2 separate regions of the Homo sapiens genome follow, and region 1 is linked to region 2. The links are chromatin loops, found by intact Hi-C in ENCODE. Cell type or tissue: prostate gland. All regions are shown on one strand. Each heading gives the region's core, and the rest is flanking DNA. Links, peaks and the distances in the headings are about the cores only.

What was found. Peaks named below come from ENCODE experiments on the same cell type or tissue, not always from the same donor. Only the 100,000 strongest peaks of a DNase experiment are listed, where the experiment ranks them.
Region 1: it touches region 2 in a loop (2.3-fold over the local background); 1 of 110 quality-filtered maps calls a loop at or near these places.

The regions. Positions count from the first base shown.
Region 1 is chr3:113,084,899-113,089,289 of GRCh38, forward strand. The region is part of intron 1 of NEPRO-AS1 (NEPRO antisense RNA 1); the gene reads left to right. All of the region lies in intron 1 of LOLI1 (lncRNA oncogene in liver cancer 1), which reads right to left. Among named protein-coding and RNA genes, the nearest start is that of LOLI1, 17 kb to the right of the region's middle. In prostate gland, for the core only: no CTCF peak of the experiment used is centred there; no DNase peak of the experiment used is centred there.
Region 2 is chr3:113,145,800-113,150,190 of GRCh38, forward strand. The region is part of intron 1 of NEPRO-AS1 (NEPRO antisense RNA 1); the gene reads left to right. All of the region lies in intron 3 of LINC02044 (long intergenic non-protein coding RNA 2044), which reads right to left. Among named protein-coding and RNA genes, the nearest start is that of LINC02044, 20 kb to the right of the region's middle. In prostate gland, for the core only: no CTCF peak of the experiment used is centred there; a DNase peak (open chromatin) is centred at 2,772; H3K27ac peaks cover 1,905 bases.

The DNA.
Region 1 (4,391 bases), core at 304-4,303, 61 kb before region 2:
GGCTAATCTCTTCCCTTAATGTTCTCTGGACACACAATCTCTCCTAAAGGAGCATGTTGGAATTTTGTCGATCAGATTTCCACATCAGTATAAATACATTCTTTCCTAGAAATATAATAGTGAAACAAGAAGGCTGTGGTTTTTTGAGGAGCTGGCTCTGGGCCCAACAGGCAGATGTTCTTGATCTTTTGCTCTACCTTGGATCTTGTGCAAATCACAGTGCTGTTCAACTTCCTTCCTCATCTGTATAATTGGAATAAATGTGCCACTGTCTGGGAGGTCAAGTGAAAATTAATTAGCTGTGTTTCTTTTTTTTTTTTTTTTTTGAGACAGAATCTCGCTCTGTCGTCCAGGCTGGAGTACAGTGGCGTGATCTCAGCTCACTGCAACCTCCACCTCCCTGGTTCAAGCAAATCCTCCACCTCAGCCTCCGAAGTAGCTGGGATTACAGGCGCACACCACCATGCCTGGCTAATTTTTTTGTATTTTTAGTAGAGTCGGGGTTTCACCATGTTGGCCAGACTGGTCTCGAACTCCTGACCTCAGGCAATCCACCCGCCTCAGCCTCCCAAAGTGCTGGGATTACAGGCGTGAGCCACCACGCCCGGCTGCTGTGTTTTATTTAAGTTCTTCTCCATTGATATTTCAGCACTTAAGTTCTTCCCCATTGATATTTCAGCACTTATGGCCAGCTAATTTTTTTGTATTTTTAGTAGAGTCAGGGTTTCACTATGTTGGCCAGACTGGTCCCGAACTCCTGACTTCACGCAATCCACCCTCCTCGGCCTCCCAAAGTTCTGGGATTACAGGTGTGAGGCACCGCGCCCGGCCACTGTGTTTTATTTAAGTTTTTCTCTATTGATATTTCAGCACTCTCTGCAGTCCTTAGTCGGAACAACACTTCTAGACATTACTTCAATCCCACCACCACGAAATTCTTAATGGAAATGTATATGAAAGAATCTGGGAAGTTTACTAATCATTAAAGATTGAGGTTTCTGTGAATTTCCTAAGATTAGATTTTTAAAAAGGCACAAGAAATCTTTGCCAAATCTATTGACCCCTTTCAATTATGCATTTCATTAAGAACACCAAAATATAAGAGTCTTTTTCCTTCCTCTCTGATTTATCTCTTTGTCGCTGTTTCTCTCTGAATCTCTCTGGGTTTCACTCTTTTTCACTCTTTCTCTACTCTGTTTCTCTTTTCCCTAGGATCTAGTGGACATGTGAAAATGAGTTTAGCTGAGGTGTAATAGCAAAGTTAGCCACCTTGCAGCCTCACTGGCAAATAAAATTCTATTAAACACAACTGTCATCAAACTCATTAGTGCCTCCTCCCCTTGCCTTCTTGCCATTGGGTTGCTAACAAGTTACAATGTTTTTCTCTCTCCTCTCCAGTCCCCCTTGTTTCAAGTTTTGTTCTCTCCTTCTTTCTGCACCGCCTGCCCTGTTGGAGATGCAGGGGCTGCCCCTGTGGCCACCATTGCCACCACCCCCCAGCAGACAGAAAGGCTAAAATGTCAAAAGATGCGTCGGTTGCCTCTGACAAAAGTGCAGATCAGATCTGAAAGGGGATAAATATGATAGGGGGCCCAATAATAACAGTGCGCACTTGTTAACTACACAAATCCAGCAGGAGCTGGGGGCAGGGAGGGCGGGCATGGTGGAGAATAGAAGCTGCCTGGGCAGGAGCCCCTTGGGGGAAAGTGAAGGGGGGGTCCTCCAGCAGCCACCATCAATTATATGGGCTGGTTTTGTTTTGTTTTGTGAGGTCTGAACTGAGGCTCAGCTGATGGGGCATGGGGGTGTGGAGGGGGTGAATAAGGGATTTTACCCAAACCAGTGACTCTGAATGGAGGTCTCGGGCTCAGTTGAGGGGGCCTCAGCAGTGAGAGCTTGAAAAGAGGGCCTTTGGGTTATGCAAGGGAAAGGGAAGGTGGGGCGAGGTGGGGGCTGGGGGACATTTGAGGTGGGAGGGGTAGGGGGAAGGAGGAGAATAGCACAATAATGGGAAAAAGGAGGCTAGCTTCTGAGGTCTCATTTCTCACAATGAGTCCCATGTGGTTCTCTTTATCTCAGCCTTTCAGCAGTCAATAGAGGGAGCCTTTTTATTTTCAACTCTAACTATACAGCCACGCTACTCCCCCAACACACACACACACACACACACACACACACCCCTACCAGTGTGGGACAGTGAGCAAGACATTGGAAATGTGTGAAAAATTATTTCCCCTGCACAGGTTTGCTGGATTTTCTATCCTCCTGCCAGACCCGTACTTATGGGACATTCACTCCTCCACCACTGCTCTCTGCCTCTCTTGCCCCAGCTTCGCCCCCTAGACTTGATTCCCTCCTCCTCTATTATACACCCCTCCCCCTCTCCTCCGTGGATGCCTCAGAAACTCCAGAGAGGTTGAAGGGAGAGGAGGTTCTTGACTCTTTAGAAAGTCATGAGTCATATGATGACAGGTAAAGCAGAGATGGATGATGGAGTGATGTTGATTTGCAACCCATAAAAAAGCAAAAATAAAAGATCAAAGCAAACCCCAGCTTGAACTTTAGACTGTTTTAATGCATAGAAAAGAACAAACATATTTTTTGTGTGTGGTGGACTTCTCTGAAATGTTAAGTCCCCAATTGGACAAATCCCTTTCAATTTGTTCCTAAGGCTATGACTGAAGCAGCCACAGGCTCTGAATTTACGCAGCTTGATAGAAAATAATTCGTCTATTTTTCAAACAATATTGTTATATATTCTCATAGGGTGCCTGAGTTTGAATAGGCACAGCGTTCTTAACCAGGGGTGGAAGCTTTTAGAAACAGATTCCAGGCCTCATCTCCCCAAGATTCTGCTTCAGCAGCTGTGAATGGGGCAGTGTGTGTGTGTGTGTGTGTGTGTGTGTGTGTGTGTGTGTGTCAGAGAAAGAGAGAGACAGAGATTGATCTTGATGTACAGTGCCATTTGAAAATCTCAAAACTAAGTAAGTTGTTCCCCTTCAGCTACATCAGGGGAGTATTCATCAAATAACAGTCACTAGTTGTGCTGGGAAAATAGTTGATTAATTGAGCCAAACCTATCTCTGCTACCAAGCATTGTAGCTGGCTGGAAAAAAAGAAAGGAAAAAATAATCATGTCCATCATCAAGAAATGAAGATAAGGGGGAAGGTAAGAATAAATGAAAATAACAATAACCTCAAGTAATTGTTTAGTACCAGGCATTTTTTTCTACAAGAACGATTACCCCATTGGAAGCGGGAATGAGACTCAGTTGTCTTAAGCAACTTGCTCAAGGTCACACTCCCAATAAATGGCAGAGCCAGGATTCCTTCCTAGGCTTGAATGATCTGTGCAGCATGCTCTGAACTAGGCGGAGACCCCAGGAATGGGAATAGGAGTGAGACAGCAATCCAGAAACAGACTCTCCCATGGCAATAGGAAGGCTCCCGAGGGTTGCTCATGCACTCAACATCAATGAGCTGTGGGGCAGCTCCTGGCTATTGGCTTCTCATCAAGGACTCCAAACCTCTCCTCACCTCTTAAAAATCTTCTTGTCTCTTCCTCCTGATCCAGCTTGCTCTGCTAAGCAAAGTACCCCACACCAGGCATAGAAAGAAAATGGATATTGCCTTCATATTTTCTCTGAGCAGGGAGATGTATAGCTTTTAGGTCTCTCACATGATAAGAAAATCACAGTTGCCCTCTTTTTGGCTCCATTTCCAGTCTCTTGAAGGTGCAGCTGTGTGGCTTGGCCATGAGGATCGGAGAGGATATAAAGAGGGCAGGAGAGGGGACGACTCCCATTTTGCCACCCTGGCAGCTCTCAACCGGCTCTGCTCCAGCCAACTCTTCACAGTACTTAAAGTCCTTTTTCAACGCCACGAAGTGATGCTCTCACCGGGTTCAGATGAGCTCATCTCCTCTCTAACTACACTAAAGTGCCTCGAGGGCTGGAACACTGCCTCATGCTTCTCCATCCCTGACATGCTCAAGCCCAATGCTGATACAGTGCTCAGTAAATTATTGTCGTTTGGTTGATTTGCAACAAGTGCTTTTTAAATTGGAATGCTCAGGGTTGAAATAGTCCCTCAGTTGTTCCAGATCACCATTTTTTTTTTTTTTTTTTTAAGACGGAGTCTTGCTCTGTCGCCCAGGCTGGAGTGCAGTGGCGCGATCTCCGCTCACTGCAAGCTCTGCCTCCCGGGTTCACGCCATTCTCCTGCCTCAGCCTCCTGAGTAGCTGGGACTACAGGCACCCGCCACCGCGCCTGGCTAATTTTTTTTGGATTTTTAGTAGAGACGGGGTTTCACCGTGGTCTCGATCTCCTGACCTCGCCGGATCACCATTCTTAATTATCCTCCTCTTGCTGGTGTGCTACAGTTTCTGGAT
Region 2 (4,391 bases), core at 272-4,271:
GATGCTTCTGTGGGCAAGATGAGGCTGCCCCAGAGCTGCAACAGTTTGAGCAGAAATTTCTTCCAAAGGGGAAAACATTTCCACTTTTTGTTTCAACATTTCACTTTTTTTTCCGAAGTTCTTAAAACAGTAGTAATTATTGTTTTTCTAAGGGAATGTTGCTATTTTTGTCAGCATGGGCTTTGAACTGCTTTGACTTTTTCTCTAATCTTGCTGGCACAGTAAAGTTGTTGCTGCGTTAATGTAAAGGGCGAACATTTTGAATAAGATAGAAAAGCACAAAAGAAGACCTCCTTGAGATACTACCGAGACTAGAGGTTGTCTTTGTTAGTCAGATGTTGACAGTGCTCAGGAGCCACTCCAGCACTTAGGGGGGTGTCATATGGTAGCAAGACAGGTACTTGTTTCCAATCGAAAGATAGGAGTGACAGCATGTGATCAGATAAGAGGAAGGGACTCAGTTGAAAGGAGAGGGCTTCCATCACACTGGTTATTGTTGCCCCCTCTTGGAGCTTTGCCTGAGTTCAGGGGGCCTGTGGACCTTTCTTAATTTATTATGTACCAGTGGACTGGGTAATCAGGAGAAAGCTGTCCATTAATCCAACCATAAGTCCAAATATAGTCAACATTTTCACACATTGGCCAACCTCAATGGACAATGAAGTCTACAGGCAGCACTTAACATTTAAAAAGGGACGTTGAAAAGCACTTAACATTTAATCAGATCAAATGATTAAAATGGCTTGAAAATCCCCTAAATTGTCCTTAAAGAACATTATTATACCATTGTGTGAGACCAAAATATGCCACCCCAAAATATGAAGGATTGTTGAGCTGATGGTAATTAAGAAGAAACAGATGCAGAAAAGCTCTCTGCCCTTCCTCTATTTGCCTAAAAGCAGGACATAGATTTACAAAGACAATAGGTATCCTGCACCCTATCACCCCACTTCTACCAGAGAGAACAAAGGTTAACCACTAAAGACAGCTTGGAACTCTTATAAACCTGGAGATGGTTCCAGAGCAATCTACACAAACAAGCTTTACTAACCAGCCTTTAATTTGCCTTCCTCCAAGTTGCCTTCCCTAGAGACTTAAAGTCTTTTTCCTTTGTCTTGCCACTTCTTTAAAAATTTACTGTTCTTTGAGAACTATTCCCTGGGTATCTCCCATGTATATATAAAATAATGCATATTAATAAACTTCTGTTTGTTTTTCTCTTGTTAATCTGTCTTATGTTACAGGGGTCTAGATAGGGTTCCCATCTAAGAACTTCTGAAAGTTGAAGAAAAAATTACTTTTCTTTCCCTACACCATTTTTCAACAAAAGCAGCGTAACTTGTTGTGTGTTTTCCTTCAGTTGGGTAGGAGATAAAGTAGTGAACTTTTATGTAAAGGACAACTTTTTATTTAAAAAAATTCTTGTTTCCTTAAACATAAATTCACCGATATTATGAGATCTATCTGAGAACCAAGACCAAAGAAACCAAGGGAAGAGTAGATTCACATGTCTCAGCTCAGCTCACCTAACATTCTTGCTCATTGTGTTAAAAGATGGGCAAATCATCCCTACTCTTTAAATGGTGTTCTCTCACTCTCTCTTGCTCTCTCTTGCTTTATCTGGCCTAACATATCATTGAATTCATATCAATTAAACACAGAACTTTACTCCACAATTCATGAACATATCCTCTCCAACTCACCAAGAGCCTAAGAGAAAGCTAGAAATAAAAAGACACAGAGCTTAAGCCTCAGGACAAATTGGCCTCTGGAAAGTGCCTTTGCATTTGGCTGCTGTCTTTCTAAATGTGTGCCCCAGATTCCAGCCCTATATTATCACACTTTTCCCATTTATGATGCCTCCTCCACCTTTAAGTGTTCTTTACACAATTCTTGGATGAGACTTTTTGGTCCAAAGACCTTGAGAAAGAAGGAAATACAGATTTATGGGAAAGGGACCTGGAAAATCTCAAACAGACACATCTTTATTGCAACCGTCTGAGTCTGTGGGAGAGAGAACAGGGCCCAGAAGGATCAGCTCTGAATTTGCTCCAACTCTAGACTTCACTCCCTTCTTTCCAAGCTCCCCACTCAGGCCAATATTTTAATCTTTCAATCTCTCTCCCTCCCTCATCATCCCCTGTTTATTCACCTTTTCCATTCCCTCGTCTCATTTTCTCATTCTTTCTGATTGCCCCGCTCTCTCGCACTCATATCCCCTCGCGTATCATCTTTCTGTTGGAGCCTGCACTCATGGCCTCCTTCCACGAGCAGCAGGTTTGAATCAGCTCCAGTTGAAAATGAAGGCAGGAGGTGGGGGTGGAGTGAGGCCAGGAGGGGAATAGCCACTTTCTGATGGCCAATGTACAGTAAGCACAGCCCTCCACCCTGCCTCCAGGCTGGTCCCTGCTGTCGCTGTCTCTCTGCCCGGACCCCCCACCACACACAGGTATGTACAAGAGAAAACCTAATAATCCCCTGCAAGGAAGAGGCCCCCATCCCCAATAAGGCAGCTGGTTTCCATTAGATGTTCCAAGCCCTATAAATATTCTCTTTTCTCACTTATCTCTTATTATTTTTCCTTTCCCTTTCTCATGTTCCCGCCTCTGGATTCCCTCCTGGGAGGAGGCCTAAATTAAAACGGGAAGGCTTGCCAAGCTTTGCATTAACCATCCTGTTATGCCCCAGGCCCCTGGCTGAGCACAGCCCAGAAAAGAGCTTCTTGTTTGTCCAGTTTGCTGCTCCCCACACGGAAGGCTGACATGCTCCCAGGAAGGAGGAAGGGTTGAGCTGAGCCTGAGCTGGAGGGTGTGGCCAGAACCATCTCACCTGCGTGCTGTGGGTTGTGTTCCTGGCTAAGCCTGTTGGGTCCTCTGTCAAGCTTGTCTTGTCCATAGCAGTGGATACTGTACAGTGTCTTGGGCACAGCTTTGGAGGGCAACACTCTGGGGTTCAGATCCCAGGTCCTTTGTTCACAGAGAATCTGACTTCAGGCAAGTTACACAACCTTTCTCATTTGTACAATTGTGCTGATAACACCCACCTCAAAGGACGGTTAAGAGGATGAAAATGAGGTAACTAATGGGAAAACATTTAGCTCAAGGTCTGCAGGTAGCAGATGTTGGTGCTCTTCTCTTGCCCCTCCCTGTAGGATTTACTGTTGGAAAACCTGCCCTCCTCCTCCACCAGCCTCCCACACCTTGCAAACAGTTAACTGAGCAATTACAGAATTTAATTAACTAGCAACTACAGACTCCGAATACCCAAGGGCCTGACTTGGGGAGCATACAAATGTTTACTTTTTGTTCTCTCTCCTCCAGCCTATTTTAAGATAAAGAAAGAGGCAGAGAAAGAGTGAATATAAAATCCCTAAATTAGAACAATGTTTACAATTTTTAGTACTTCTTATAAACTAGGCAGCAAGAAGCTATGTCATTGTTGAGCCAGTGACCCCAGAGCAAAAGTTCCTCCAGGGGTGGGGGAGAGGGAGGAACTTAAGCACCTCATCCTAAACTGAGGTAATTAAGAATACAGCTACTGGGGTCAGACTCTCTCTGGACCTGGACTCAAGCTCCAACTCTTCCTAGCTGCTGGGCTCAAACAAGTTACTGACCTCACTGTGCTTCTTTTCCTCATCGTAAATGAGGCTAACAACAGTACTGTCAGAGGCATTTGAACCAGAGAAACTCCATCTTGAAGAGGAGCTGGGTAAAATGAGGCTGAGACCTACTGGGCTGCATTCCCAGACAGTTAAGGCATTCCGTGTCACAGGATGAGATAGGAGGTCTGCACAAGATACAGGTCATAAAGATCTTGCTGATAAAACAGCTTGCAGTAAAGAAGCCTGCCAAAACCCACCAAAACCAAGATGGCGATGAGAGTGACCTCTGGTCGTCCTCACTGCTACGCTCCCACCAGAGCCATGACAGTTTACAAATGCCAAGGTGTAGTCAGGAAATTATGGGGAGGCATGAATAATCCACCCCTTGTTTAGCATATAATCAAGAAATAGCTATAAAAATGGGCAACCAGCAGCCTTCAGGTCTCCTCTGTCTATGGAGTAGCCATTCTTTTATTCCTTTACTTTCCTAATAAACTTGCTTTCACTTTACTGTATGTACTCGCCCCGAATTGTTTCTTCAGCGAGATCCAAGTACCCTCTTTTGGGGTCTGGATCAGGACCCCTTTCTGGTAACAGTACTACTGACTTTATAGGGTTGCCACAAAGACTGAATGAGCTAATATAGTTCACCAACTTTGAATAGTGCCTGGCAGAGTAAGTATGCAGCACATGTTAGTCATCCTTCCCATTCGGTCAATCAGTCCTAGTTTCGTATAGCCTTGCTCCTCCATCATGGCCATTCCCAAACTGGCCCATGTGCATGGACAAT